Linked DNA regions of Homo sapiens: all the other regions are linked to region 1. Evidence: chromatin contacts called from ENCODE Hi-C or POLR2A ChIA-PET data. All regions are on one chromosome and are shown on one strand. Each heading gives the region's core, a stretch centred on a gene start or an enhancer-like site at or near the end of the contact. The rest is flanking DNA. Distances are from core to core; before and after follow the strand shown.

Region 1 (6,023 bases), core at 3,187-5,686:
CGAGACCAGCCTGCTCATCATGGCAAAACCCCATCTCTACTAAAAATACAAAAATTACCCAGGCGTGGCCGGGCACAGTGGCTCATGCCTGTAATCCCAGCACTTTGGGAGGCCGAGGTGGGCGGATCACAAGGTCGGCGGATGACGAGGTCAGGAGATCAAGATCATCCTGGCTAACACGGTGAAACCCCGTCTCTATTAAAAATACAAAAAAATTAGCTGGACGTGGTGGCAGGCGCCTGTAGTCCCAGCTACTTGGGAGACTGAGGCAGGAGAATGGCGTGAACTCGGGAAGCGGAGCTTGCAGTGAGCTGAGATCGCGCCACTGCACTCCAGCCTGGGCGACAGAGCAAGACTCCGTCTCGGGGGAAAAAAAAAAAATTACCCAGGCATGGCAGTGCATGTCTATAATCCCAGCTAAACAGGAGGCTGAGGCATGAGAATCACTTGAACCCAAGAGGCAGAGGTTGCAGTGAGCCAAGATCACACTAGTGCACTCCAGCCTGGCTGATAGAGCAAGAACTGTCTCAAAAAAAACAAAACAAAACAAAATAAAATAAAAATGTCAACACTTAGTGCTACAGCTCTTTTGGAATTTGTCTAGCAGGCTTTCTGGGTTTTGCTGGAAAGCCCTTAACAATTTTTTTAAAAATAAAAATAAGTTAACACTCGATTAACCCTGACATTTCCCTATCCCCTTCCCTGCTTTGAAGTTCCTCCACGTATTAACGTACTGTATATTTTACTTATCTATCTTGCTTACTGTCTATGTCCTTCATTAGAATGAAAGCTTCACGAGGGCAGAGCTTTGTCTGCTCACTGCTGAGCCCTGCACCTATAACAGTGCCAGGCACATAGTACATGTTTAGTAAATATTTACTGATGAATGAATAAAGTCAGGGAAACACCAGATAGGAATCTGAAGGAGAATAAGAAACTGCCAGAAGCAAGTATTAATTGCCTCCTAATTACTGTGAGGACCCTCCCAAGCATGCTAGATTTGCTGAGCCTGCAGCCAGCCCCATAAGGAACTCCTGCATCCTGTATGCTGAGCAGAGCACAAACACTCATAAACTGAGGCCCATGCATGGCGTGACACCACAGTTCCACACCAAAGAGCAAGAGCCATAAAAACAGAACAGATACTTTCTAAATTGCTTTCATCAATCTTACTTTGAGAAGAGGATTTTTTGGCTGAAGCACGTGAACAGAACTGCCAAAATCCAAACTTTGTGAGCAGTGTTTGTTACTCAAAATTAGTGAATACCTCCTTTCTCAACAGCAAAATACAGAGAAATATGACAAATATGCATTTTATTTAAAATAACTATAAAACTATAAATAAACCTAATGCAGTTGATTTCAGAGCATGCTAAGAACCTTTAAAAGTTATTATTCTAGCCAGGCATGGTGGCTCACACCTGTAATCCCAGCACTTTGGGAGGCCGAGGTGGACAGATCACAAGGTCAGGAGTTCAAGACCAGCCTGGCCAACATGGTGAAACCCCATCTCTACTAAAAATACAAAAATTAGCTGGACATGGTGGTGGGCGCCTGTAATCCCAGCTACTCAGAAGGCTGAGGCAGGAGAAGCATTTGAACCTGGGAGGCAGAGACTGCAGTGAGCCGAGATTGTATCACTGCACTCCAGCCTGGGTGACAATGTGAGACTACATCTCAAAAAATATATAGATATATATTATTCTAAACTACTTTTGTTTTTAGAGCATTTTAAATCTATCTTACAATATGAACAGGTTATATCTGGCAGGATACATGAGGAACTGAAATAGTGCTTGTTCTTGGGGACAAAGTTAGGTACTCAGAGGAAAGGGGTGGAAGGAAGATATTTTAATTATTGCCCTTTTGTAATTACAGAATTTGTATCATGTCAATGTATTACTTATGCAAAAATAATACATTAAAAAAAATTTTTTTTGAGATAGAGTCTCGCTCTGTCACCCAGGCTGGAGTGCAGTGGCGTGATCTCAACTCACTGCAGACTCTGCCTCCCGGGTTCAAGCGATTTTCCTGCCTCAGCCTCCCAGGTAGCTTGGATTACAGGCACGTGCCACCATGACCAGCTAATTTTTGTATTTTTAGTAGAGACAGGGTTTCACCATGTTAGCCAGGCTGGTCTCAAACTCCTGACCTCAGGTGATTCGTCCACCTAGGCCTCCCAAAGTGCTCGGATTAAAGGTGTAAGCCACCTTGCCAGTCCTGATTAAATTTTTTAAATAAGGTAATCATATATTACCTTAAAGTAATGAAACAAAATCTATCTCCTTTGTCAAGGCAGCAAAGGAAATTTCTTGATACCCATATTTTGAAGATAAGCAAATGCAGGTTCTGTCAAATCAGCATAAGAAAGAGAAGGCATATTTTTAGAATGATCAAGTGTCTGAAGCAGCCCAGCAGAAAGGTCTTCCTTCCCATCAGGAGCCCTGTTTAGTGTTTACACAAGATACATGCAATGTGTGAACTTTTATGACACCTACCTCCTAGAAAAGCACTACAGTAAATTTCTGGATGAGAAATTACTTACTGAAGAGATAAGCCAAATTGTTTTAAAATTTCTCCAAATATCCAAAAAGTTTTTCCATCCTTTAGAATAATTTATTCCTAAATTTTATTCCAACAAATAAGCTAACACTGCTCTCCGAATCATTTTCTAATTAAACTTTGAAGACGAGACAAGGATCATAACAGAAACAAAGAACAAGAAATATTACTAAAAATTAATCAGTCTTAACAGAGATATTCTTACCAAATGCCATCTGGGACACATCCAGATCGGAAATAGAATACTGAGAGGTAAGAGAAAGGCCTGAACTGCACCAGAGTACTTCCTAACTCCTACTGTACACTCGACACACAGACTTCCAGGGAAAGTCCTGGGGTTCCGCTAGATGTTTTAATGGTCTCTCTTTTCCTGTTTCAAAAATTCTCCCCAAGAACAAGCAACAGAAACCCCTAGCTTCCAAAAAGTAACAAGCTGTCAGCAATGAAGCAAACAGAAACCCTTTCACTGGCACATCTGAGATGCCCACGGAGTCTGCGGACCCCCCGTATTCTGGCAAGCCTGACTGGAATACTGGTAAAATGTACACCTCATTCATCCCTCGGCAATTAACCTCCCCATCAGCAACGTGTTGGTTTTATTCCCAACACACATAGGCAAAAAACTTCAATCAACTCTTCCTAATATTTAAGATAATTTCATTAATCACCACGTAAGTTCACCACTTTACTTGGCAACCACAACTCATTCAAACGCCTGCAGACCAACTTAGGCTTAGATGAGCAGATCTCTTAGGTGGTGCTTAAAATCGTGTTACTACCACCGTGATCATGAACTAAATGAAATGTCCTGACAATGTAGGAAGAGCCTCAAATCTCAGGCTGTTTTAAGTGCCACTAGGAAAAGAAATCTCCCATTGGACGCGCCCTCACTCCCCGCCCCCCCCCTGCCCCGCCACTCCCGCCGAGGCGTCCTAAAAGCATTATGTCATCCACTGCCCCCACATCTCTCCAGCTCCAAACCCCGCCTCCTCTCGAAGTGTCCCGCGCCCCCAGCCCTCTTCCCTCTCAGACTAGAAGAGGGAAGTGGCACTGAGCAAATCTCGGCTCCTCCAAGTTCTCTTCACAACGCAGTTAAAAGAACCCCCGCCCTGGTTTCTCGCAAATAAAAAGAAACAAGTTCTCGCCCCAACTCTTCGCATCCTGCGAAGGGCGAGAGGGCTGAGGCCGTGACTCCCCTCGGTGAATTCAGGACAGGCCCCAACAAGGCTCTGCCTCCCCTCGCGAGAGGACAAGGGAAGACCCAAGTGAGGGAGCGGGGCTGAAGTGGGGGAAGGCCTCGCCCCAGGAGGGGGCGGGTGTCCCTCATGGGCTCTGGGTTGCTGGGTCACTCTGTCTCTGCGGGGCCGGGGGTTCGTGTCGCCGGCCCGCAGGCTGCAGGGTTACCGCCATCCCCGCCGTAGCCTGGGACCCGCCGGGACAGGGAGCTGCAGCGGGCCCAAACTCACGGTCGGTGCAGCGGCTCCTCAGCCACAGCCGGGCCGGGTGGCGGCGGGGGCGGCGGCGGGGGCGGCTGCGGCTGAGGCAGCAGCGGCTGTGCCTGCGGCGGCGGCTGAGGAAGCTGAGGAGGCGGCGGCGGCGGCGGCGGCGGTGGCGGCTGTTGCTGCTGCTGCTGCTGCTGCTGCTGCTGCTGCTGCTGCTGCTGCTGCTGCTGCTGCTGGAAGGACTTGAGGGACTCGAAGGCCTTCATCAGCTTTTCCAGGGTCGCCATGGCGGTCTCCCGCCCGGCACGGCAGTCCCCGGAGGCCTCGGGCCGACTCGCGGCGCCGCTCAGCACCGGGGCAATGAATGGGGCTCTGGGCCGCAGGTAAAAGCAGAACCTGAGCGGCCGTCCATCTTGGACCCGTCCCGGCAGCCCCCACGGCGCCTTGCGTCCCAGACGCTGCGCCGGCGGAGGCGGGGCCGCGCCGGCGGAGGCGGGGCCACGCCGGCCAGCATGATTGACAGCCCTAGCCTGCGGACTCTGCCAATGGCTGGCCAGGGAACCAGCCCGCCCCTGCCCCCGCAGGTTCTGCCTCACACAGCAAGGCCGCTGACAGCGCAGCGCCCCACCCGGGCGAAGGCGCGGGGCTCAACGGAGAGGGGACGGGGCGTGGTGAGACTGTAATGGGGTGAGGCGAAGCTGTGTGTGAAGTGTCGCGGCGAGGCGGGACGAGGAAGGGACGGGGCGGGACTGCATGGTAAGGGAGGCGTGGCGATGCGGGGGGCGTGGCGATGCGGGGGGCGTGGTGAGGTAGGGGCGTGGCGAGGCCGGGGCGGGGCACAGCAGGGAGGCCGCCTGAGGGGCGGGGCGAGACGGGGGCGGGGCGGGGCGATGCTGGGGACGGGGACATTAGGCAGGCCGGCTGAGGGGCGGGGCGGCTGAGGGGCGGAGCGGGATAGGGGAGGGGACTGGCCGGTGAGGGGTGGGGAGGCTGGGGGCGGGGCAGGAAGGTGAGAGGTGGGGCGAGGGAGGGGTGGGGCGCGGAGGGGCAGGGCCATGGAGGGGCTCGCCCATGAAGGACGGGGCCATGGACGGGGCGGGGCCGTGGAGGGGGCGCCGAGCGCGGGCGCAGGCCCATGCGGAAAGGATCCCCCGCCGACGCCTGGAGCGGGGCGACAGCCGGCCGTGGACTCTGAGCCGAGGTGGCCTTGGGGTTTGCCCTCCCGCCACACTGGCCCGTGGCCAGAGCCATACTCACCCGGACAGCCCTGCGGGGAGCCAGCTGCGGGGCTCTCTGCACGGGGAGAGGGTGGGCGAGCTCCTGCGCAGAGCGCAGAGAATGCGCGTGGTCGGCACGACCTGAGGACCCCAAGTGTGACCCCCACCCCACCCCCAGTGAGCTGGAGAGGCCCCTGCAGGGCGGTGTCCACAGGCCTGGCGCCCCCCATCGGTCCCAGCGCAGCGCCCCGGAAGGGAGGAGAGGGTCTGGGGCAGGCCTGGGTGGTCAGCGCCTGCTGCCCACAGAGGCACTGTGATTAGTGCAGCGAGAAGCAGCTATGGCCACAAGATGCCGCCCACAGGAATGAGTCCCGACCTGGGGGCGTTTCTTTATGGGAGTGCACCCCTGCTCTGACCTTCCGGCAGGACCCCCAAGGGGCGTCATTCAGCAGCAGCTCAGCAGAGGTCTGTGGGGCACCCCCTCACGCCTGGGACACAGGCCGTGGCGGGCAGGGTCCTGGTCTCCAGAGCCTCCTGCCTTTTGGGTGGTAGAGGGGCAAACGGAGAGGGCAGCTGTCCAGCCTGCCCAGCAGGGAGTAAGGTTGGCCTCAGAGACAACCGCCCAGCCGGGGGGTGATGCAGGCAGAGAGGAGCCCAGTAAAGCCTACTTTAGCCAGGCCACACCTGCAACCCAGAGTCCCCTGCTCTGTGGCCACAAACAGCACCTCCGCCTTGTCTCAGAGCCTGTCCTAAAGGGAAACCCAGCATTGTCCCCAGTGGGGTAGCAGTAGCCTCCCTTTTC
Region 2 (5,568 bases), core at 2,486-4,985, 1.5 Mb after region 1:
TTCACTGAGAGTTAACTATCACTTTGTTTAGGCTCCTAAGAGCCAACTAGCAGTGAGTTTGCCCTATCACCCAGGTTCTTGACAGGATGTTAATTCTCATGACCAAGAAAGAGTCGTCAAATCAATGCATTCTTGCTCATCCAGGCTGATCCCTTCATCTGGGACCTAGAAATCCAATCCCAAGGTTTTTCTCTGGATCCTGCCTATATATGTAGCTATTTTTTGTTTTGCTTTAGTTGAGACAGGGTCTCACTCTGTTGCCCATGTTGGAGTGCAGTGGGGAACATAGTTCATGGCAGACTCGACCTCCTGGGCTCCAGTGATCCTCCTGTCTCACCCTCTCTAGTAGCTAGGACTACAGATGTGCGCCACCACACACCTGGCTAATTTTTGTTTTTGTAGAGATGGGGTCTCACCATTTTGCCCAGGCTGGTCTTGAACTCCTGGGCTCAAGAGCTCCTCCCGCCTCGGCCTCCCAAAGTGCTGAGATCGCAGGCGGGAGAGGACTGATCTCGGGCTGGGTGGCTCTCTGAGGCCAAGGTCAGCCTCCAAATGGGGTCTCAGCCAGGGCCGCCAGCCTCCTCCTGGTCTTCCCAGCCTGGGTGCAGGGTGCAGGGCCTCCCGTCCACTCTCTCTTGGGTCTGTGTAGGTGGCATACATGGCACTGGCTCACTCCCTGCCCTTCTGGTCTTTCCCCGCGGGGTGGTGGTGACGTCCGTGGCAGGGAGGGGAGTGTCGTTCAGCTGGGTCCAGGAGGAACGCCGTGGACTCTGTCCAGCCCTGCTAGGCAGCATGCCCTGATGGCCGTGGCCTGGCTGGAGTATAGGTCACAGAGCATCTGCCCTGCCACACTGCCCCCACGGCAGGGACCCTTCTTATCATATCAGTAGTAAACGCTGAAACGTGACATGAGAATGGCGTCTCCTTGCTGTCCTAAAGCTCATTTCTTGGATTGCTGACAAGGTTCGGCTGTTTGCCATGTGCTGCCTTCAAGTAGTCAAGGAGCTCTGTGTGGCTGATGTAAAGAAATTTTGGGTGGGGAGTGATGGCTCACACCTGTAATCCCAGCACTTTGGGAGGCCAAGGCAGGAGGATCACTTGAGCTCAGGAGTTGGAGGAGGCTGCAGTGAGCTGTGATCACACCACTGCACTCACACCCAGATGACAGAGCAAGACCCTATATCAAAAAAAAAAAATGCTGGGCATGGTGGCTCAAGCCTGTAATCCCAGCACTTTGGGAGGATGAGGAGGGCAGATCACCTGAGGTCAGGAGTTCGAGACCAGCCAGGGCAACATGGAGAAACCCTGTCTCTACTAAAAATATAAAAATTAGCTGGGTATGGTGGCGGGTGCCTGTAATCCCAGTTACTTGGGAGCCTGGGCAGGAGAATTGCTTGAACCCAGAGGCAGAGGTCGCAGTGAGCCAAGACTGCCCCATTGCACTCCAGCCTGGGCGACAAGAGCAAAGCTCTGTCTTAAAAACAAAACAAAACAAAAAAAGATATTTGGCCTGCTTAGAAACACATACATGTCTTAAAAGTCTAATTGGGTTTTGCCAGTAATATTCCAGATATGCAGGACCACGAGGAAGAGAAAATTCAGGTAACAGTTAAATATTTAAGAAAATGACCGATTTCTAGAACATTTGGAGAAAATTGGAAACTCAAAATTGGTTTTGTCTTTAACTTCTACTTCTGTAAGGGAGGGGACATTATGATGAAAGTCTGGTCTGAGCAACTGTGGCATGCAAGACCACAGGAGGCGAGGCCAGGGTGAGGGGCGGGGCCTGGGCCGCAGGCGGGGCCCTGAGCAGAGGTGGGGCTCTGAGTGGGAAGCGGGGCCCTGAGTGGAGGCGGGACCTGGGTGAGAGGCGGTGCCTGGGTGGGAGGCGGGGCCCTGAGTGGGAGCCGTGGCCCAGGTTAGAGGGGGGGCCTGGGTGGGAGGCGGGGCCCTGAGTGGAGGCGGGGCCTGGGTGAGAGGCGGTGCCTGGGTGGGAGGCGGGGCCCTGAGTGGGAGCCGTGGCCCAGGTTAGAGGGGGGGCCTGGGTGGGAGGCGGGGCCCTGAGTGGAGGCGGGGCCTGGGTGAGAGGCGGTGCCTGGGTGGGAGGCGGGGCCCTGAGTGGGAGCCGTGGCCCAGGTTAGAGGGGGGGCCTGGGTGGGAGGCGGGGCCCTGAGTGGAGGCGGGGCCTGGGTGAGAGGCGGTGCCTGGGTGGGAGGCGGGGCCCTGAGTGGGAGCCGTGGCCCAGGTTAGAGGGGGGGACCTGGGTGGGAGGCGGGGCCTTGAGTGGGAGGCGGGGCCTGGGTGGGAGGCGGGGCCTTGAGTGGGAGGCGGGGACCTGGACGGGAGGCAGGACCTGGGAGGGAGGGAGGGCTCGGGCAGGAGGCGGGTCCCTGAGCGGGAGGCAGGGTCCTCAGTGGGAGGCGTGGCCTGGGCGGGAGGCGGGGCCCTGAGTTGGGGGCAGGGCCTGGGCAGGAGGCAGGGCCTAGGCGGGAGGTGGGGCCCGAGGTAGGAGGCGGGGCCTAGGGCGGGAGGTGGGGCCCGGCTCCCTGAGTGGAGGCGGGGTCCGGGCGGGAGGCGGGTGGGGTCTGGGGCTCCGTGCACCCCGCGCCGGGGATGCTTTCTCCCTAGCTTGTTGCGCCGTCCGGTTCTGCCCCAGCCTTAGATCTCAGCTCTGAGCTGCCCTCACATCCCTGCAGATCTTTTCTGGCCACACTGGTGGCCCGCGGGGTATGGCTGCTTCCGTCTCGCGGCGTTGGCCTCCCTGACTGGCCGCCGGTGTAGGGCGCCGTGGGCGGGGTCCCTGGGGCGAGGCTGCCTGGCCTCCGCGGTTGGTTCGGCGGCCGCGGGGCTGCAGCTCCCGGCTCGCACTCCATCATCGACGGATGACAGCGGGAACGGTGGGAGTTCATTACAGGGACCATGAATTGTTGGAGGTAATTTAGATTACAATTTAAAGTTTAATTTAAAAATCTATCAACAAATGTGAAAGTACTGGAGGAACATTTTAAAATGCACTTTAATCTCACCAGCACAAATAGCTTCTCGGGGCTCTAAACATCATCACCTGGAAAAACAGTAAAACTTTACTGCATCTTTAATTAAATTACAAACACAAAGGATAATTAACTTTTTTATTTTTATTTTATTCCTGCCATTGTTTCTCCTTCGAGTCAATATCTTCCGGCTGCAGGAGCGGCTGTTAGGAGGAAGTTTACGGCGAGGCCTGATGGGTGGATGCCCCGGGGCGGATGCTCGGCCCCTGCGCCCTCCCTGCGGGCCCCGCAGCGCTGGGGCCGCGCCCCTTCGTATCCCCACAGCGCGGACACTCCTGGCCAGCCCGTGGCGGGAGGCGCCCTGGGGACACGCGTGGCCGTGGCTCGCGGGTGTCGCGTGTGCTCACCTCGGACCTGGGCGTTCTGAGTCGTAACTCACTCACGCCTCGCAGCGGCGCTGGGAGGCAGCCCCACCCCCTTTTACAGGCGGGGAAACGGGGGCTCAGAGAGGTCGGGCCATCCGCCCTGGTCACACAGAGGCTGCGTCACCGGCTGACTCGAGCCTGGCCCCACCCGTGCGCGTTGCACTTCTGGGTGCTGGGCTGCGGCCCAAGCCTCCTCCCCAGGACGCGGGGCTGGGACAAGGGGGCGAGTGCGGAGGGCGGGGGGGTGGCGCAGGCGCCCACGCAGGGGCTTGACATGCCGGTCCCCATGGGGTAGTAGACCGTGGGGGCCCGAGGGCGGCCGGGGTAGGGAGGGGCCTCCCACGAGGGCCGTGGGCGCAGCGGCAGGGCCCAGCCGAGGCCACCAGGGGGCGCCCAGCAGGCGCGGGCGGGGCCGGGGGCCGGGGCTCTGGCTGGGACCCTCGGGCGGGGATGGCGGCTAGGGGCGGGGGCGCGCCAGGGCAGGGAGGGCAGGGGGGGCAGGGGCCTGACGGGAGCCCCTGGAGGCGCAGCCGCCTCCGGGCTGGTCGGATTCGGGAGCGCTCGGGAGGGGCGTCCAGCAGCGCTGGGAAGGGGACCTCGATTCCGGCCTGGAGGGCGGGCGGTGCAATGGGGGGAGCGCCCCGGCTCTGCGCCTGCGGGGGTGGGGGGCCTAGGGGTGTCGCAGCCGGGCCGCGCCCTTTCCCGCCTGCTCTGCCTCGAGAGGCGACCCCTCTCCTCCCCCTCTTCTCTCCCCTCCCCCTCTTCTCTCCCCTCCCCCTCTTCTCTCCCCTCCCCCTCTTCTCTCCCCTCCCCCTCTTCTCTCCCCTCCCCCTCTTCTCTCCCCTCCCCCTCTTCTCTCCCCTCCCCCTCTTCTCTCCTCTCCCCCTCTTCTCTCCCCTCCTCCGCCCCTTCCCTGCCCTGCCCTCCCCTCCCTTCCCTGGTGACGGTGGGAGCTTTGGTTCGCTGCTTGCCTCCTCCGAGCCTCGTTGTCTGCAGAGGGCGGTTCGGGGTAGGGGGGTCGCGACCTCGTAGGTGGGCGTGGAGGGCAGGGCGCTTCCCATGGGGACCTGCAGAGTCTAGTGGGTCTGTCGCGCTCACGACAAATCTTCTGCCCCCAGCAAGGCCCGTGTGATGCCCTCTCCCCGTAACTGAGGGTCCCCTCACCTCCTACCCCCACACGTTCCTGCAGAGCTTCCAGGCCACACCGGCTCTCACGCCAACGCTCGCGCCCTTCTACACACCGGGTGCGGGCACTAGCGCACGCACCGCTGTCCCCAAGGCTGGTCGGCCCCTCCTGCCTGGCACGCCCGCCCCTGGCACTTGCACGCAGACGGGGTGCAGGCCACCCGGGGTGTTCAGTTTTAGTGCAGTGGCTGCTTAATTATTGGTTAATCTAGCAATTTAGCATGCTTCATTTAATTCTAATTAGGAGAATTAATAGGCAGGGAATAGCGATTTCAATAGACTGGCACAAAACAAAACCTAGCCTGGACATCGTGCCGGTCTGGGGGCCGTGTCCAGGCTTGGGGGGGGCCTGGGGGTGTTGACAGCCAGGACTGCAGACCTTCCCAGGCGCCTGAAGGTCGTGGCAGGGGAAGGCGCTCAGGGCAGGCAGGAATCGCAGGCAGGAATCGTGCTGTGGCTGCTCACCCCGGCCTGCAAGGGCAGCCAGGTCAAGGGCATGGGGAGAACCCCCAGAGCATCCCCGGGCAGCACCCCCACAGCCCCCCACCTGCACCCCCGCAGCCCCTCACCTGCAGCCCCCGACCCGCAGCCCTGCGGCTGCCTGGTCCCGGCAGAGCCTGTGTTTGTCTCTGCTCATCAGGCGGCTCCCTGACAAGGCCCCGACATTGGACAAGGCTGTCCCTCTAATTAAGGTGCTAATTGAATTAAATGGCCGCGGTAATGAGCAGATGAGCGGCATAAAAAGTACAGAGTCAGATAGGCCAATTAACAAGAGCGCCGCGCATAATTATAACATTGGAAATACATGCAGCTCGCTCCAACATTGTTAATTGTTACCGGGGGATTTATGGTAATTGGCGCACAACAGGCAGCCGGGGAACCTGCCCAGGGCTGGTAATTAAAAAAATGATATTCTACACAAACGCCGGATGGCCTAATTAGGACTTGATTTACATAAAGGCCTT
Region 3 (6,121 bases), core at 3,048-5,547, 1.2 Mb before region 1:
AAAATCCCGTCTCTACTAAAAATACAAAAATTAGCCGAAATTAGCCGGGCATGGTGGCATGCGCCTGTAGTCCCAGCTACTCGGCAGGCTGAGGTAGGAGAATTGCTTGAACCCAGGAGACAGAGGTTGCAGTGAGCTGAGATCATGCCACTGCACTCCAGCCTGGTGACAGAGCAAGACTCCATCTAAAAAAAAAAAAAAAAAAGTCTTTAAAACGTTTGTATCTTTTGATCTAGGGATTCCAATGCTATAGCTTTTACCAGGGGAATAATCACAGCTGTGTAGAAATAGGCACACATTTTATTGTGTTTTTATACAATCAATGGAAGAACTTTTTAAAACTAGCTTTCTTCTTGGAATGAAGAACAGTATCCTAAATGATAGATATTAACATTCACTGAGCACTTTCCATATGCCAGGTACTTTTCTAAGAGCTTTACCTGTATTCTCATTCCTGGAGGCGCTCACAGAATACCTGGGGACCAATGGGGCAGCTACACAGCACAGTGAGAGAACAGGGTGGTACTGGTCTGGCCTCAGAGTTTCAAGTAACAGAAAACAACTGAAATTAAAATTAATTTAAAAAAGGGAAAATTTAACCATCTGTAAAGTCTCAGCAATGGATAATAACAGCTAAGATTTACTGAGAGTTTTCTATGGGCTGCTCTAAAGACTTCGCATGTATTAATACTTTTAATCTTTACCCAATCCTGTGAGGTGGGTATTATTCTTAACCCCATTTTGCAAGTGAGGAAACTAAGGCAAAGAGTGGATAAGATGCTTTCTCAAGGTTCAAAGAGTCAGTAATGACAGGACCGGCAATGACAGCCAGGCAGGCAGCTAGCTCCAGAGCTCAGTTCCTTAACAGGATTAACTAAGGCTTGGCTAGATCTGGGAGGCGGCGCAATGCTACCAAGACCTCTTAGCTTGCCTCTCAGTGCTTCCTTCCCACGTGGGCTCCCATTTCCAGAACAGCAGCCCCAAGCCCAAACTGACCTCAGAGCTCACCATATCAAAGCAACCGTGAACATCTTCCCAGCCTAAGACGTGGAGGATGAGAGGTCTGTTTTGGGTCTTGTGCCCTCCCCTAGGACGGGGTCAGTCTCTGGGATCTGAGCAGGACCACTATAGAAAGCAGCAGTGGTTTCTCAGAGGTAGGCAGACACATGTATATCCATATTGAAGACAAGTTAGCTGTGCTCAAGGACCAAAGTAAGCACAGCTAATGGAGTTCCTGCCGTGTGCTCGGTGTTTGCAAGGTACTGGGGGATACCAAGACATGGTTGTTTCTCCCAATCAACTGGGGGAAACACAGGGCAAAAGGAAAATAACAATAAAGCTTGGTAATTCTTGGAAGAGAGACATGAATAGAGTCACTGGAACCCAGGGACAAGGGAACACTGATCAAGGGGCGAACAGGTGCCGGATCTTGAAGGCCTGGCAAGCCAAATTACTAAGAATAGTAACTACTGCTGTTTGGAGGCAAACTATGTATGCCAGGCACTAAGCTAAACAATCTGTATACATGTATCTTCACTCCAATACCCGATGTTTCACAGATGAGCAAACTGATACTTAGAACAATAAAATAACTTGCCCAAAGACCCACAGTGATGGAGGCAGGATTTGACAGTCTATACACACCTTGGATTTAACTATGTTGCTAAGGGGGGGCCAGTAAAGGTCACAATGAAATTCATTTGTTCCCCACAAGTAATCCACATTGAAAATGAAAATTTCTTAATTGGTAGCAAATCTGGTATCACATATCTATCTATAATTAGGGTGCCACAGTACACACATTGAAGGGTTTCTTTTCTTTTCTTTCTTTTTTTTTTGAGACAGAGTTTCACTCTTGCTGCCCAGGCTGGAGTGCAATGGGTGGTCTTGGCTTACTGCAACCTCCACTTCCTGGGTTCAAGCCATTCTCCTGCCTCAGCCTCCCAGGCAGCTGGGATTATAGGCGCTTGCTACCATGCCCAGCTAATTTTTTTTTTTTTTTTTGTATTTTTAGTAGAGACGGGGTTTCACCATGTTGGCCAGGCTGGTCTCAAACTCTTGAGCTGAGGTGCCACCTGCCTCAGCCTCCCAAAGTGCTGGGATTACAGGCATGAGCCACTGCACCTGCCCAAAGGGCTTCTTTAATGGACCTCAGAAATGAAGATGTGGTCATTAAATACTGGAATTTTTCCAACCTCCTTTTAAGTATCATCAATATGCTGTGCAAGTAGTGCCATTTAAAATTGCAGAGAAAAAAACTCTGGAAGGATTTCAGATCCAAATTCAAAGGCCCCGAAACCACAAAAGGAGAAACCTGATCTGACCTGAACATACCATGTATGGGAACCTGGGATAGCGGCGATGCTCTTGGGAGTATTCAGTTACCACGGAGGCCCTGCACTGACCCTTTTTCGAGGAGACAATCAACAGAAGATTGTATTTGATGGGACAAATTCACTTCCTGTTAACAAGGCTTCTAACCCCGTACGAGAGAGAAGAGAGGGCAAAGACTTCAGTTGACTTTGAATAAATGAATCCAGTTCTTTAGGAGTCTTGAAAGAAAAAAAAAACAGAAAAAAAAAAACAGGATAAAGGAGGTATTGTTTAGAAAGGCCATATGATCCACCCAGCTGTTAAATCCTGTGCTCCGAAGGGGGAAGAAAGGCTGAAGAAATGATAAATCAGTAGGGATTTGGTATTTCTCTCTTTTTTTTAATTTTTTTTATTTTTATTTTTGAGAGGGAATCTCACTCTGTTGCCCAAGCTGGAGTGCAGTGGCAGGATCACTGCAGCCTCCTTCTCCCAGGTTCAAGTGATTGTCCTGCCTCAGCCTCCAGAGTAGCTGGGATTACAGGTGCCGGCCACCATTCCCGGCTAACTTTTGTATTTTTAGTAGAGACGGGGTTTCGCCATGTTGGCCAGGCTGGTCTCAAACGCCTGACCTTGTGATCCGCCCGCCTCGGCCTCGCAAAGTGTTGGGATTACAGGCGTGAGCCACCGCGCGCGGCTGGCACTCTTTTCTTGAGTATTTCTTATTACATTCCTTTTACAAACACCCCAACACATCGAAGATATTAAACAGTGCCTACTAATTCAAATTTTACTTCCTATGTAGCTGGCTCTCCACCCCTGTATTCAACTCACCTGAAACCACTCTCCCTGCTCTCCCACACTGCAGCAGAATAAACTGCCCTTTATATGTACAGTGTTTCTATTATGCCCCATGTACAGTGTTTTTATTATGGCACTGTATTGAAGCTGCTTCCTCTACTAGATTCTTCTGTCCTCACCATTTTATCACATGCAGCTGCTCAGAAAATGTTGGCTGCATTGATGAAATGCTTTCATACATTTACAAATAGAGTTTTCTTGTAATATACCTCTGTGGTTTTCTTTGGACAAGGAGCTCCTCACGTGCAAGGCCATGTCTTACTCATCTTTATCTCCACTGCTAGCATGGTGCCTAACAGCTCCTACCAAATAGTAGATGCTCAGTAAACGTTTGCGTGGCTAAGCCCACCATTTCTCAGCACATGACACGCTGGGAAACGGCTGGGAGAGTAATACGCGGGATTATTGACGAAGAAAAAGTTGTGAACTCGTAACACACAGTTTGTGGGCGTGAGCAGTGTGGAAAACCGCAGTTTGCTGGGAAAGCAATTTAGTTCCCTCGGTTCAGGCTGGGAGGATTTTTCACAAGTGGCGAGGAGGAGGCTCACATGAACCACATACAGGTACTTCTCACTGAAACGCACAACAAATCTAGAGCCAAGTGTAATAACGAAACGGGCCCCAAGAAGTTTATTTAATGCCCAGGGCCCCCAAGTGGTCACTGCCAGGCTCTAGCATCCTGTCCAGCAGGCCTTTCTCCTCCTTTCAAGTCTTGCTGGACGACTCCTGAAAAGCAAAAGTAGGAAAAAAACTGGGGGCTGAGAGTGGAAGGCTGGACAGAGGGTATGTCTCCTGCTCTGGCACCCGGAAGCCTGCGAGGGCTTCGGAAGCGCAGCGTCTCACGGTCGCGCATCCCGGCCCTGGACGCATCCAGCGGCAGCGGTAATCCTGGTCCTCCTGGGCTTCCGTAGGTCGGAATAAACTTGGGAACTCTTCCACCGGCAAAGCTCAGTGTTTTAAAATTCAAATCACACTTGCCGACATGAGAGCGGAACCTTTGAGGCCGACTCCACCCTAGCTGCTCGCTAACTAAACAGCGAAGAGAACACAGTCTCCAATCCAAACGCCAGGAGGTCCAGACCCGGAGCGGACGCCGGAAGCGCTGTGTCTGACGTCACTTCCGTCGCATTTCGGGGCGGTACCAAGATGGACTCCTCGCGGGCCCGGCAGCAGCTCCGGCGGCGATTCCTCCTCCTGCCGGACGCCGAGGCCCAGCTGGACCGCGAGGGTGACGCCGGGCCGGGTGAGGCGCGCACCAAGCCGCCCCGAGGTTCTCAGAGGCGAGGCGTCGGAAAACGGCCGGCCTCCGGCAGCCCTGGCCCAGTCTGGAAGGACTGAGTTTCGGCTTTGCAAGTCGAATATTTAATGTCAGGGAAGATCCTTAGAATCGCGGAGTGCTGTGCATCGTCATTTCAGCTGCGCTTCAGAATTCTCTGGAGAGCTGATTTGACACCTATTTGGAAATAGCGATTAAAATTAAAAATACCCACCAGTTTTAAGTCTTAAGGATTTACCAGAAACATGCGTGTACCGCAGTGTACAATGATGTGCGCAGTGTTTCACTTCAGGATTGCTTGTAATAGCGAATTACTGGAAATATCTGCCTTGCCCGTCAGCAGAAAGCTGTTTAAGTAAATTTGGGTATATGTATACCTGACACATCAGGTCGACTCGTATGTACCAATGGGGATGATTTTCAAAGGGAAGTGTGGAACACTATGGTATGCCGCCATTTGGGTACAAAACAGGTAACTTGTGATGTATGTTCACCTGTGAATGCATAGAATATGGAAGAATTCAGTAGAAATTGTAAGTGGTGGTTGCTTCTGGGGATTAGATCTGAGGTTAAGGATGGGAGACAGATACTTCATTTTGGATATTTTTTATCTCATATGTTTTAAAACCACGTCCATTTATTACCTTTTAAAATTAAAAACACGAATAACCTCATGCCCAGGCATGATGATGTATACATTTTGAGGATATCCCAGAATATTACGAACATGCTTCCCAGGGTTTCCGATGGTCATCTAAAGGCCCAAAACCTCAGATGTGGACCATTGATTCTCACGTGAACCTAGAGGGCATGTCAGAATCCCCGGAAAACTTAATAGAAATCATCCATCTGACCCAACCCCCATCCACCCATTCTTTCAGATTGCGTTCCAGACAGGAAAAATGTCTTGTCCATCACCTGTCTAGACAGTGCTGTGCTGGAACTAGAGCTCTGGTGTGCCGTTTCCACTTTTGAGCTGTGTTTAAAGTAACTAAAATATTTAGTTATAGGCTGGGCAGGGTAGCTCACGCCTGTAATCCCAGCACTTTGAGAGGCTGAGGCGGGCTGATCACGAGGTCAGGAGTTCGAGACCAACCTGGCCAAATAGAGCAGCCTGGCCAAGATGGTGAAACCCCGTCTCTACTAAAAATACAAAAATTAGCCCGGCGTGGTGGCAGGCGCCTGTAATCCCAGGTACTCGGGAGGCTGAGGCAGGAGAATTGCTTGAACCCGGGAGGCGGTGGTTGCAGTGAGCCGAGATCAAACCATTCCACTCCAACCCGGGCGACAGAGGAAGACTCCGACTCAAAAAAAAAAAATTTAGTTATAAAAGTGTTCTTGGAAGACCACAAGTCCAGTTCATGCGCTAATGTTTGCCTTTGGCATTTTTCCTAATTAACAAGACTAATTACTTTCCTAGAAGAAATGTGAAACATAATATTAAAATTCTTACATTTCCAGGTGACATTGTTATTTCCGAAAGACGATGAAAGTGTAAATTTGATTTCACAATGTATTTAGAGGAAATAAATTGACTGTATTGACCATATTTTATAGTGGGCTCTTATTTTTTGTAAATATAAACCTATCTCAAGGGTTTTACAGAAGGATTTGTTATCATGGGAGAGACTGTTTCTTAGCTCTAGGAAATGATTTTATTTGGCTTAAGTGTAA
Region 4 (6,233 bases), core at 2,278-4,777, 1.2 Mb after region 1:
CCAACACAAGTCTTTTTCTCCCCCAAAGTACTCGCTGTAAATAACCATTCATTAAAAAGGAATTAGCAAATCATACAGTTTACAAATACAAGCCTAATCCTCTAAAGCCCCCATGTCATCTCCTCTTTCGTATTCTGTGTACTTTATATTTTTTTATCTTCACCAAGGATAGAGAAATTGACGAGGTAGATTTCTTGCTCCATCTTGGTGGTAGTACAGATCTGTTCTACTACTTGTTGGACTTATATACTTGCAATGTTTCAGAGTGACCTTAGCCAAGCCATTTCCTTTCTAGACTCAGCTTCTTCTCCCAGATGCTCCATTACTTACAAAACAGAGAGGCAAACAGGCCAGATATCGGCATTAAAATGGGCTGTTTGTTTACCCTAAGCCATATACCCATTTATTCGGCACTTACTGAGTGTATGCCATGAGAATGCACCAGCAGAGGCAATGCTGCCCAAGGCAATGACAGAGTCCTACCTCTAAGAGTTAACCCAACAGGGGAGAAAGGTCACAAGTGGCCATTAAAAAGCCATGAATTATGCTCAAAGAGGAAGGACAGGTGGCAGGTAGTCCACACCCAAGAACAGCCCACACAAAGGCCTGGAGTCAGGACATGGTACCACGTATTTGGAGAACAAGGTCACACTTACTACAATCAAGCAAAACAAGAGACTGAGGCTCAGAAGACTAAAATGCTTATCCAAAGTTGTATGCATTCTATGGCCATGAGCAGCCCACCAAAAAACAAAACAAAAACAAAAAGGCAAAACCAAACACGTAGATCAGAATATATGAGTAAAAAGCCTTATGGCTTCTGTTGCTGCTGATTAATTATTTACTTAGAAAGGTTATTTGCCCACTTGCCCAGCTAAAAAGGACAGGGCAGAGCCAGGAAGGCTGAGTGTGCCTGTAGTAACCACTACTCAGGAGGCTGAGGCGGGAGAATCACTTGAGCCCAAGAGTTTGGGACTGAAGTGCACCATGATTGCTCTCCTCTGAAATAGCCACTGCACTCAAGCCTGGGCCACATAGAGAGACCCTGTCTCTAAAAATAAATAAATAGCACAGGACAAAATACGTTTGGATTATGAACTTCAGCACCATCTTAGCACTTCTTTTAAGTTCTTGCTTGGTAAAGAGAATCCTGTAGCTTAGTAAGCCTAATTCCAGCTACTTTTGCATGTTTTACACTGAATCTTCAAACAAAAAAAGTTCACATTCTGCCATGTGAGTAAACTTTGTAAGATTTGATTACTTTTAGAAGGAGAAGATAATCTGAATAGGCAGAAGGCTGTACCCATGTAAGCCCCACAGGATTAGGAGGAGTGGGTTGTCTTCTACCTATTCAGATTATCTTCCTGACTCATTCTAGGACTCTGCTTAATGCTTCATTTGGGTCCGCACACTTCAGCAAGTACTGGTTTGAAAGCCCTGGATAAGCTGATTGCATAGAAACAAAGCAAGTCGCACCTGCAGCCTGCTGACCTTATAATTTTGTTGTGCATGGCTCCAAAAGTTATATTAGTTTATATGTTACATACGAATAGATACGATAAATTGTCCATCATTCTTTCAAATTCTCAGTTAATTACCTCATACTCTTAAAATAAAATCTTTACTGTTATAATCAGAGGCCAGACTCTGGTATTAATGCAGTCAGGAGAGGACAATTTTTGTACTGAGATCAGAGCTCTTCACAAAAGCTTACACAAACTCAAAATTGTGCAGTAAGTCCTCACTCTACCAACCATCAGCCCAAAACTGAAGGTTGCTGGGTTTGGGTGGCTGAGAAAATGGAAGGAAAGAAAAGGAAATGACTCAAAGTAATCGTGCTTAAAGCATGAGTCCTCTTCATCTCCATTTGGCAGTTTAGATTTGAACCACCATCAGTTGTGGGGAATGAGAGCACACATCAAGTACACAAGGAAAGGCTGTGCTCACAGAACTTGTTTGCTTTATGTTGTTGGCGTTCTGCTCTTTAAAATATTGTTGTTCTCATCACATTTAAATACGTAACTAGGGCACTTAAAACATTTTGGGAAAATTAAAAAGTTTAAGTCCCAAGTTCATAAATGGGATGGCTCCTAAGTTATTTTCCACGTTGATATTTGAAATACACAAAATAGAGTGAATATAACCCATGCGTGATGCTGGCGTTTAACTCATTTAAAAATCAAGGCTTGAAAGTCTGTGAAGCAGGTGGGTAGCACTGAAGAGCTGCTCCTGAGCCAGGCCTGAACTTTATCCAATTAGTCTTGTCTTCACAGGGTCTGCGCGCTCTCTCTCTCTCTCTCTCTCTCTCTCTCTCTCTCTCTCTCTCTCACACACACACACACACACACACACACAAAATACACGTTATCTACCTAAAAACGATTAACGTCACCACATCAGTTTTGATACTATGTTTCCACTTGAATGTCAAAGCCCATCGTGGGCACAGAAAGATTCGTGCTGCAATGGGTCCTATACAATACCCTCATCCATTTTATTTCTACCGAAACTTAAGACCAGCATTTTTTAAACGCCGAGATTTTAAACCACGGTTCCTGTGAGTGGAGCAAAACCAGCCATTAAGTCGCCAGGTCCCATCTCATGCACTGAGGCTTCAAGGACTATCAATCTGCATCCTGGGGCGAGGGGAACATCCCAGGCGGAGGCCCGGACGCCGAGGGCGCGCAGCCCCCCAGCAGGGTACCCACACCCGGCTCACCCCCGCCTCCACCTGCCAAGGGCCGGACCGCGGCCCGGCTTCCCGGGGGAGCGTCCGCGCTGACCAACGCCCGGGCGCCGCGAGTGTCAACGCCAGACACCGCCTGCAAACAAAAAGCGACCCTCGGCCCGACCCCTGGCCCCGGCGCCGGCCCCGGGACCCCAACCTGCCCCTCCCACCGCGGCCGCCCCGGACCGGGGGCGCCGCACAAAGGCCGGCCCGACCCGCTCGGCGCCGCGGGAACAAAGGCGGCCGCCTCGGCCGGGCCGGGCACAGGTGCAGCCGCAGGGCCCGGCCGGGCCCAACATGGCCGCGCCCGCCCGCCCGGCCCCGTTAGCCGCCGCCGCCCGCAGGCCGCCGCCCCTCCCCTGCCCGGACTCGTCCCGGCCTCCGCGGTCCGCCCGGTCCTCCCGCCGGCCCTCAGGCCTCCGCGGTCCTCGCGGTCCCCACGACCCTCTCAGGCCGCCCGGCCTCCCGGTCCCCCAGCCCCTGAGCCGGCCCCTCAGGCCTCCTCAGTGCCCCCACTCCTCCCGGCGCTCCCGCCCCCTCAGGCCTCCGCGGTCCTCCCCGCCGCCCCTCAGGCCTCCCACAGCCCGGCCTCCCGGCCCCAGCCCCGGCGGTTGGCGGCCCGCGACTGTTGGGCGGGCGCCCCAGTGACCTGCGGTGCGTCGCATCCTCGGCGGGCGGCTCTCCGGAGCGGCAGGCTGGGAGGGGGCCGGGGCCGTGCGGCGGTAGGGCCCAGGCGGGGAGGGGGCGGCGGCGGCGGCGGGCGCAGCGCGGCCAGGCCGAGGCTCTCGCGCGCGGCGCCGACCCCGCCCCCGCGCCTCCCGCCCGCCGCCGCCGCCGCAGCCGGGGCCGCCGCCGCCTCGCAGAAGCCGCGGGAAAAGTGCGCGCCGCTGATTGGCTGCCGCGCTCGCGGGGCCCGCGGACCGGGCTTTTCAAATCCGCGCCGGGGCCGCGCACGGGCGGGGCGGGCAGGCACGCGGCGGGTGGGGGCCGCGCGGGCGGGCGGGGCTGGCAGCGCCGGGAGGGCCGGGCCGCGGGCCCCGCGAGCCGCCTCAGAGTAGCGCCGGGCGCGCGCCCTGCTCCCGCTACTCGGCGGCGCGCACCCGGCCCAGACCCGGCGCCCGCGGGCGCCGCGCTCAGTGACGTCACGATCCGCGCCCAATCACCGTCCGGAGCCGGCGCCCCCGAGCCGTGGGCGCGCGGCCGCGGAGGCTGGCGTTGGGCGCGCGGCCCGCCCGCGCGGGTCCCCAAGCTCCTGTCCCGTGAGAGGGGCGCGGGGCCTGGGGCCCGCGGGAGGCTGCTAGCGGCGTCCGCCTCGCGGAGCGGCAGTGCGGGGACGGGTGGGGAAACCGCCGCAGAGGCCCCGCCGTGGCGGGCCCGGAGCCTCAGAACAGACGTGGCGGAGAGGGTCAGACGCCACGACGGGGCAGGGCAGGGCGTCGTGCTCTTCCCGCCTAACGGCCGCAGGGCGTGAACGAGTCCCCCGGGCGAGGGTCCGACCCGGAGCTGGGCGCGGCTGCGGGAGGACCGCTCGCGAGGGGAGGACGCCTGGTCCAGGGGCGCTACCCCAGCGCCGCTGCGGTAGAGCCGGGCTTCAGGGGGTGGCGCGGGCGACTGCGTGCGGCACAGGGAGGAGGAGGAAGCGGCGCGGGCGAGCGGGGAAGTCAGACGCTGCAAAAAGTGGGCGGGCCGGGCGGTTGAAGCCGGTGTGATTTGCTGCCCGCCGCCCATGGAAGTTCGGCTCCTGCCTCCAGGTGCTGCCGGAGCCGGCGGCCTTGGGTTTTCTGTCACGCAGGTTCAGGGAGCCGGGAACACCTTCGGCCTTGAGCCTTAGTGTCTGCTCGAGCTTTACAGGCCCAGCTTGAGCCCTCGCTGAGAAGCGGGCCCAGGGGAGCCTGGCGAGAGTTTGGTCAAGGAGAGCTTTGTGAAAGTGCGCTACCCGGGCTATAGAACGACACCTCAGCCCAGGTCCTGCCTCCCCGGACCCACCTCCAGCCACCAAGGAGTGGCCACAGTTCACCTCCTCTTCCTCTCCCGCGCCGCCTCCGCTGCTGTCCCTTCACAGGTGCTGGGCCCCTGTATGGGTTGAGTTGTGGCCCCCCCAAAAAAACAAGGGTTGCTGCAAGACTTACTATAAGGCTACAGTAATTGAGACATTGTGGTACTGGTGGAAAAATACACAAATAGATCCATGAACAGAATAGAGAACCCGGATATAGACCACATAATGGAGTCAGCTGAGCTTGACTCTAGGAAATGGAATGGAGAAAAGACAGTCTTTTCGACAAATGGTGCTGGAACAACTGGATGTCCACATGCAAAAAAAAATCAGGCTAGACACAGACTTTACACCCTTAACAAAAATTAATTCAAAATGGAGCCAAGGCCAGTGGCTCACACCTGTGAGAAGTGTGAGCCAGCACTGTGGGAGGCCAAAGTGAAAGGATTGCTTGAGCCCAGGAGTTGGAGACCAGACTGGGCAACATAGCAAGACCTCGTCTCTATCACCAAACAAATAAATGAATTTTTAAAATTACGGCCAGTGCCAGGCATGGTGGCTCACACCTTTAATACAAGCACTTTGGAAGGCCGAGACAGGTGGATCGCCTGAGGTCAGGAGTTCGAGACCAGCCTGGCTAACATGGTGAAACCCCGTCTCTACTAAAAAAAAATACAAAAATTAGCCAGGCATAGTGACGGGCATCTGTAATCGCAACTATTCAGGAGGCTGAGGCAGGAGAATCACTTGAACCCGGGAAGTGGAGGTTGCAGTGAGCCGAGATCATGCCACTGCACTCTAGCCTGGGTGACAGAGCAAGACTGTCTCAAAAAATAAAAAATAACAAAAAGTGAATAAGCCAGGCACAGTGGCTCACACCTGTAGTTCTAGTTATTTGGAAATCCGAGGCAGGTGGATCATTTAGTTCTGGGCTATGCCAGTCAGGTGTCTGCACTAAGTTTGCCATCAGTATGGTGACTTCCCAGGAGCTGGGAACCACCAGGTTGCCTGAGGAGGGGGGAGCCAGCCCAGGTCAGAAACAGAGCAGGTCAAAACTCCCATGCTGATCAGTAGTGGGACTGCACCTGTGAATAGCCACTGCGCTTCAGCCAGGACAACATAGCAAGACCTCGTCTTAAAAAGTGGACAAAAAGGCAGTGGCTTACACCTGTAATCCCAGCATTTTGGGAGGCCAAGGCAGGAGGATCCCTTAAGGCTAGGAGTTTGAAACCAGCCTGATCAACATTGAAATCCTATCTCTACAAAAAAATAAAAAAACAGCTGGGCATGGTGGTGCATGCCTGTAGTCTCAGCTACTCAGGAGGCTGAGACAGAAGGATCTCCTGAGCCCAAGAGTTACATGAGGCTACAGCAAGCTGTGATTGCACCACTGCATTCCAATCTGGGCAACAGAATGTGACCCTGTCTATAGTAAAGTGGACAAAAGACCTCCACAGACGCCTCCCCAAAGTAGATACCCAGATGGCAAGGATGCACGTGAAAAGAAGA
Region 5 (5,783 bases), core at 1,185-3,684, 1.2 Mb after region 1:
ACTAGTTTGTTTATGTCAATGAAATACTTGGGTTTTTTCCTAATGATTGCTTTGTAGTATAGTCTTAGGAAACACAAGAGAAGCCCTCCTTATAGAGCACCCTCCAAGAGAAGGTGTGGCTCAGCCTATCCTGGTGACTCTCCACCACGCTAGTAATGCCCAGTCCTCAGCCTGCAGCCCTCACTTGCTGGCCCCCGAGCCCAGAGTGCTGGCCGGTGTCCTCGGAGGACTCGATCGCTGGGAGCACCCAGTGGCCCTTGGTGTCAGCACCATACCCTGCTTTTCTGGAGGCTGCTGGTACCTGCTTTGGACCCTGAGAAAGAAGTGGGTTTTGGGAATGGTCTGCTAAGTGGTTCTGGAACTTAGAGTCCTCAGTGGGTCCTGTGAGTCGCTGCCTGAGGTTGTGCCTATAAACCATTATAGGAGAAATGCTCACACCCCTTGCCCTTGTTCCCACATGTGCTCTGCTCCCCTCTGATGGATTCCGCCCCTTCCAGTTTCTCCGGATCTGCGCTGACCTCTTCCGCCTGGTGCCGTTCCTTGTGTTCGTGGTGGTGCCGTTCATGGAGTTTCTGCTGCCTGTTGCTGTGAAGCTCTTCCCCAACATGTTGCCATCCACATTTGAGACTCAGTCACTCAAGGTAAGGGCAGCATCCCAACTGCTTGTTTTAGAATGAGTCTGAAATTCATTGTGATGGCTTCCTTGTTTGTGACTTTTCAGGTGCTAGATATTTTTGAGACTTTATGTATCTTCATATTGTCCTTGTGCTGTGCAATAATTATTTAGTGGATGCTGGGTTTTGGATTTGTTTCTCTTTATTTCGTTATTTATTTATTTATTTATTTATTTTTGAAACAGGGTCTCGCTCTGTCACCCAGGCTGGAGTGCAGCAGTGCGATCTTGTCTCACTGCATACAACCTCTGCCTCCCGGGTTCAAGCGAATCTCCTGCCTCAGCCTCCCAAGTAGCTGGGATTATAGGCATGTGTGCCACCATACACAGGTCTCGCCCTGTCACCCAGGCTGGAGTGCAGTGGTGCGATCACGGCTCACTGCAGCCTCAAGTTCCTGGACTTAAGTGATCCTCTTGTCTTAGCTCCCGAATAGCTGGGACTACAGGCTAAGCCACCACATCTGACTAATTTTTTTTTGTTTTTTATAGACAAGATCTGCTATGTTGCCCAGGCTGGTCTCAAACTCCTGGGCACAAGTAATCCTCTTGCCATGACCTCCCAAAGTGTTATTATGGGTGTGAGCCACTGCTTCCAGCTCAATGTATTTTAAAATACAGGTTTTCTAGACCAGGAACACTCCCCTACCGGTGCTATAGGGGAGTCATGAGGTCCTTCTAGGGCAGGGTCAGCCAGCTGCAGCCCACAGGCCAGATCAGGACCCTGCCTGTTCTCAGCAGAGCCCTGTGGGGACCTGCGATGCCCAGTCATGTGTCTTGTCTGTGAGGCACCAGCAGAGTTAAGCATTTGTTTTAGACCACACAGCCATGAAGGCCAGACGCCTTCCTGTCTAGCCCATTACGGAAAGTGTGCCGATCCTTGCTTTAGGGAATCACACGAGTTTGTTTGTTTTTGTTTGTTTGTTTGTTTGTTTTTGTTTTGTTTTTGTTTTTTTTTTGAGACGGAGTTTCGCTCTGTCACCCAGGCTGGAGAGTGCAGTGGTGCAATCTCAGCTCACTGTAGCCTCCACCTCCTGGGTTCAAGCGATTCTTGTGCCTCAGCCTCCCAAGTAGCTGGGATTACAGGTGTGCATGCCTGGCTAATTTTTGTGTTTTTAGTAGAGACGGGGTTTCACCGTGTTGGCCAGGCTGGTCTCAAACTCCTGACCTCAGGTGATCCACCCACCTTGGCCTCCCAAAGTGCTGGGATTACAGGCATGAGCCACTGTGCCCGGCCCACACGGGTACTTTTTAAAACCATGAAATAAAAGAGTTTGAGAATGTATTGCACTTAGATGAGAGTCAGTGTGTTGTGAAATGTTTCTGGGAGTGGGGGTCGGGCACAGGCGTGAGATGTTTTCCTTGCCCGAACCACAGTCTGAGCAGTTGGAATGCAGTGCCCTCTCTGCCCTTGCAGGAGGAGAGGCTGAAGAAGGAGCTTCGGGTCAAGCTGGAGCTGGCCAAGTTCCTCCAGGACACCATCGAGGAGATGGCCTTGAAGAACAAGGCAGCCAAGGGCAGCGCCACCAAAGACTTCTCTGTGTTTTTCCAGAAGGTGCTGTGATACGTCTGAGTCCCTGTGACCTCACCAGGGAGCCTTCCCTGATTTTCTGTTTCCCTTTCGCTGTGCTCAGCAGAGTGGAGCTCCCCCAGGTGCTGGCTGGCGCTTGAAAGTTTACCCAGGAGGCTCAGTCGGGGGCCAGTGGAGTGTCAGGAGTCTGCCCCCACGAGCTCCCAGTGAGTTAAGCTGTGGTGGCTGCGCCTCGTCAGCCTTCAGAATTATGGGCGTCTGTGTCTCATCACCCTGCAGCTGTCCAGGAGCAGTAGAATCTGACCCATGAGGAGCCTGAGACCCTGATGGTGTGAGGTGTGGGTGGCTTGGCCGGGCTCCTCTGCTGGGCATTGCCCTCTGGCTGGAGTCAGTCAAGAAGATCCCAGGTCCCAGGGGCTGGTCAGAGGCCTGGACTGTGGGAGCAGTGGGGGCTGGAGAGGAGGAGCGGCCCTTGAGGTTTCCTGCGGTCATGTGGTGAGTGAGGTGAGGATGGGGAGACGGCAGCTGCCACGGACCGAGATCCCTGAGGACTAGATGGGGTTCACGAGGCCGGTGTTGTTGGCTTGAGGGACTTGTGCCACTTTGGAGTGAGAAGGATGTGTCTGAAGTGCAGGAAGAGCTTAAACCAGGGCCTAGAAACTCCAGCCATGCGTGTGCGTTGTCTGTGGGGTTTTCCCGCTGCAGCACAGAGGCGAGTGGTTTCCATGGCTGCAAAGCCAGAAATACTTGCTGTCTGGCCCTTGACAGAAAAGACTGCCAGGCTGAGGCCTAACCACGGAGAAGCCTCTCGGGAGGAGGCGACACAGCCATGGGGCTGCTGAGCCCCCCAGGGAGTGGGTGGTGGTTCCAGCAAGATGTTTTAGGGGGAGCCATGCTTTGGGAGCCTCACCCAGGACATCGTGCCTTGCAGAGCAGGAGGGGCCCGTCCCAACCTTTCCTGGGCCGCCCAGCTGCCAAGAAGGATGTGCTTGCAGTCACCTGCACGGGGGTGTGCTGCATAGGGCCGCCCCCAGGAGCACACCTGAAATTGTGTCTCAGAGCTGGCATCCTGCATGTTACGATTTGAGTTGGGCACCAAGTCAGCCTCGTCCTCCCTCATCTGTCACCTCTGCTAGGTACCCTCCTAGCCCAGCTCTTGGCAGAGACTGAGCTGGTGGCTTGTCCCTCAGGTGGTAGGAACTGCAGAGGATCACCCAAAGGGCCCTGAGTGATCCACGCTAAGGGACTCTAGCTCTCCCTAAAGAGCTAGATGGCCACCCCTCCCCCAAGGCTCAGGCAGTCATCCGTGGGAGATGTAGGTGCACACAGGTGCACCTCTTCCTGCCCCAGAGCAGCAGGGTCCCGGCCACTTCTGTGGCAGAGAGAGGATCACAGGACCTGCATGCAGCAGCCTGTGGGCCCGGGCGTCTCCCCCAGCAGACAGCAGCCTCAGCTTTGCTGGTTCAGGCAGGAGAGGTCCACAGGCCAGACGCCACCTTTCCCCAGGCTAGCCCAGCACCGGAGTCAGAAGTCAGTGGTTTGAGGCCAAGCTGGGCAGGTGACTTGAGGTCGGGTATTTGAGACCAGCCTGGCCAACATAGTGAAATCCCATCTCTACTAAAATACAAAAATTAGCTGGGTGTGGTGGCGCAGCCTGTAATCCCAGCTACTCGGGAGGCTAAGGCAGGAGAATCCCTTGAACCCAGGAGGTGGAGGTTGCAGTGAACCGAGATTACACCACTGCATTCCAGCCTGGGTAACAGAGCGAGACCCTGTCTCAAACAAAAAAAAAAAAGAAGAAGTAGTCAGTGGTTTGAGTCCCTGAGGATGAGAGGCAGCACCCTTTGGGAATGTGGTTGGTCGTGGGAGGGAGCCGGGTGGGCGCGTGTCCCGGGGATGACCCTTGTGACCACTTCCGCAGATCCGGGAAACAGGGGAGAGGCCCAGCAATGAGGAAATCATGCGTTTTTCCAAATTATTTGAGGATGAGCTGACCCTGGACAACCTGACACGGCCGCAGCTGGTGGCCCTGTGCAAGCTGCTGGAGCTACAGTCCATCGGCACCAACAACTTCCTGCGCTTCCAGCTTACCATGCGGCTGCGCTCCATAAAGGCAGACGACAAGGTGAGCCTGGCCATACTCCGCGCCACAGCTCTGGTGTTTTACCTTTTCGTTTCCTGATGATAAAAGCAGCATGTCCTCATTGTAGAAACTCTGGAAGATGCTGAACGATCGAAAATAAGCTCACTAGGAGTCTTGCCACTTGCAGATTGCAGATCCTTTGAAGATGGATGTCTTTTCTCTGGCACCTTCTCGGATGATCTCTCTGTTTGGATTTCGTCAGATTTATAATAACTTGCTTAGTTGTGTCTGTCTTTGTGTTCATCCTGCTTATTGATGACAGTGCCTCTGTGCCTCTCTCCTCACATCAGGGTCTTCATCGAGGGTCCATTTGCCCCTTTGCCCTGTCCTGTCCATCGCACGTGCTTGCCTCTGTGCTTCACGCCCTTTTGTGCTTTCAGGGCGCTGCCCTCCTTCTAGGTCTGATTACTCCTTTTTTTTTTTGAGACGGTGTTTCGATCTTGTTGCCCAGGTTGGAGTGCAGTGGCGAGATCTCGACTCACTGCAACCTCTGCCTCCTGGGTTCAAGCGATTCTCCTGCCTCAGCCTCCAGAGTAGCTGGGATTACAGGCGCCCGCCACCATACCCGGCTATTTTTTGTATTTTTTAGTAGAGACAGGGCTTCATCACATTGGCCAGGCTGGCCTCAAACTCTGGACCTCAAGCGATCTGCCCACATCGGCCTCCCAAAGTGCTGGGATTACAGGCATGAGCCACTGTGTCCGGCTGGTTACTCTTTTATTCATACTAGGAGCTCTTAAGATTTCAGTTCTCAGGTAAAACTGTTCCTCTTGTCATCTGTCTTTTTGAATGCACTAACTCTAGTTCACATTGATTACTCTAATAACTGGGTGGTCCGTAGGCCTTTTTCTTTTGCTCTCCCTTCTGATTTTGTTTGTAGTGTTTAGTTTTTCCTGAATGCAGGCATTGTCTGTGGAAGACAAAGAGGTTCAGGGCAGTGTTGAACTCTTCCAGGAAGAGCCTGCCTGCATCTCTGGTGAGCAGGTTGAGGGCCAGTCATTTCCATGAATCAAGGCAAGGCCATGTGGGGAGCCTGTATCCCGCCCTTGCCGGGACACAACAGGCACCCCAGCCCTGGTGGTGATGGTGTCAGAGAAGGCTGAGGGGGCCAGCCCCTGTGGTGTCAGTGGAGACCAGGTGGGGGGCTTGAGCTTTCCTCTCATCTGACAGTGTATCCGCCACACTTCCCCACCACTGGGGTGGCCTTGGGGGCCCAGCGGAGAGTTGGGACTTTGACCACTGCCCAGCAGGAACAAGGTCACGTCTACCATGGTGCCAGTGGGAGCCAGGTGGGAAACAGTACTGAGATGCTTCTGCCCTCCTACTGGGGGAGACACCTGTGAGAGCCAGAACTCCCACCCACCCGTTCCCAGCGGTAGCAAGCAGCACCGCTGTCCCGCAGATGTCTGTGGAGGCTGGATGGGGAGCCTGCACTTCTT

The links. A loop is a pair of places that touch in the nucleus more often than their neighbours do. ChIA-PET counts read pairs that join two places held with the same protein, here RNA polymerase II (POLR2A). Pooled maps may share reads with other maps.
Region 2: a loop to region 1 is called in a map of CD8-positive, alpha-beta T cell, with 34 times the contacts of the local background. The contact joins the enhancer-like site here to the promoter of HTT in region 1. A Hi-C loop is called at or near these places in 8 of 168 maps with a recorded cell type or tissue (B cell, CD14-positive monocyte, CD4-positive, alpha-beta T cell and 4 more), 4 of 37 single-sample maps with no recorded cell type and 15 of 50 pooled maps. POLR2A ChIA-PET finds 5 or more read pairs at or near these places in 1 of 52 experiments (WTC11).
Region 3: a loop to region 1 is called in a pooled map, with 8 times the contacts of the local background. The contact joins the promoter of TMEM128 here to the promoter of HTT in region 1. A Hi-C loop is called at or near these places in 7 of 50 pooled maps.
Region 4: a pooled map shows a loop between it and region 1 (14-fold over the local background). The contact joins the promoter of NSD2 here to the promoter of HTT in region 1. A Hi-C loop is called at or near these places in 1 of 37 single-sample maps with no recorded cell type and 14 of 50 pooled maps. POLR2A ChIA-PET finds 5 or more read pairs at or near these places in 1 of 52 experiments (activated B cell).
Region 5: a pooled map shows a loop between it and region 1 (5-fold over the local background). The contact joins the enhancer-like site here to the promoter of HTT in region 1. A Hi-C loop is called at or near these places in 1 of 50 pooled maps. POLR2A ChIA-PET finds 5 or more read pairs at or near these places in 2 of 52 experiments (OCI-LY7 and T-cell).

Annotation. Positions count from the first base shown.
Region 1 is chr4:3,073,094-3,079,116 of GRCh38, reverse strand. It overlaps HTT (huntingtin), which reads right to left and starts at 4,436. Exons shown (of 67, transcript NM_001388492.1): 1 at 4,029-4,436. The coding sequence starts at 4,291. It also overlaps HTT-AS and the pseudogene RNU7-33P. RefSeq lists enhancers at 1,121-1,260, 3,541-3,590, 3,601-3,830 and silencers at 3,991-4,060, 4,171-4,610, 4,761-5,380.
Region 2 is chr4:1,577,523-1,583,090 of GRCh38, reverse strand. It overlaps a transcript of FAM53A not described here. Among named protein-coding and RNA genes, the nearest start is that of FAM53A, 100 kb to the left of the region's middle. RefSeq lists silencers at 1,727-1,886, 1,703-1,929, 2,303-2,512, 2,693-2,752, 3,550-3,829 and enhancers at 4,211-5,083, 5,084-5,568. Within about 2 kb of position 3,735, at least 31 of the 41 ENCODE cell types and tissues checked have a DNase peak (open chromatin) inside an H3K27ac peak, as active enhancers do; they include B cell, CD14-positive monocyte, CD8-positive, alpha-beta T cell and 1 more, where a contact is called at or near this core.
Region 3 is chr4:4,246,399-4,252,519 of GRCh38, reverse strand. It overlaps TMEM128 (transmembrane protein 128), which reads left to right and starts at 4,297. Exons shown (of 5, transcript NM_001297551.2): 1 at 4,297-4,414. The coding sequence starts at 4,318. RefSeq lists enhancers at 3,917-4,026, 4,329-4,955.
Region 4 is chr4:1,868,687-1,874,919 of GRCh38, reverse strand. It overlaps NSD2 (nuclear receptor binding SET domain protein 2), which reads right to left and starts at 3,527. Exons shown (of 22, transcript NM_001042424.3): 1 at 3,378-3,527. It also overlaps the pseudogene RN7SL671P. RefSeq lists silencers at 3,094-3,793, 3,844-4,073, 4,104-4,363 and an enhancer at 4,097-4,598.
Region 5 is chr4:1,831,287-1,837,069 of GRCh38, reverse strand. It overlaps LETM1 (leucine zipper and EF-hand containing transmembrane protein 1), which reads left to right. Exons shown (of 14, transcript NM_012318.3): 4 at 498-641; 5 at 2,088-2,225; 6 at 4,123-4,326. Among named protein-coding and RNA genes, the nearest start is that of LETM1, 22 kb to the left of the region's middle. Within about 2 kb of position 2,434, at least 5 of the 41 ENCODE cell types and tissues checked have a DNase peak (open chromatin) inside an H3K27ac peak, as active enhancers do; they include OCI-LY7, where a contact is called at or near this core.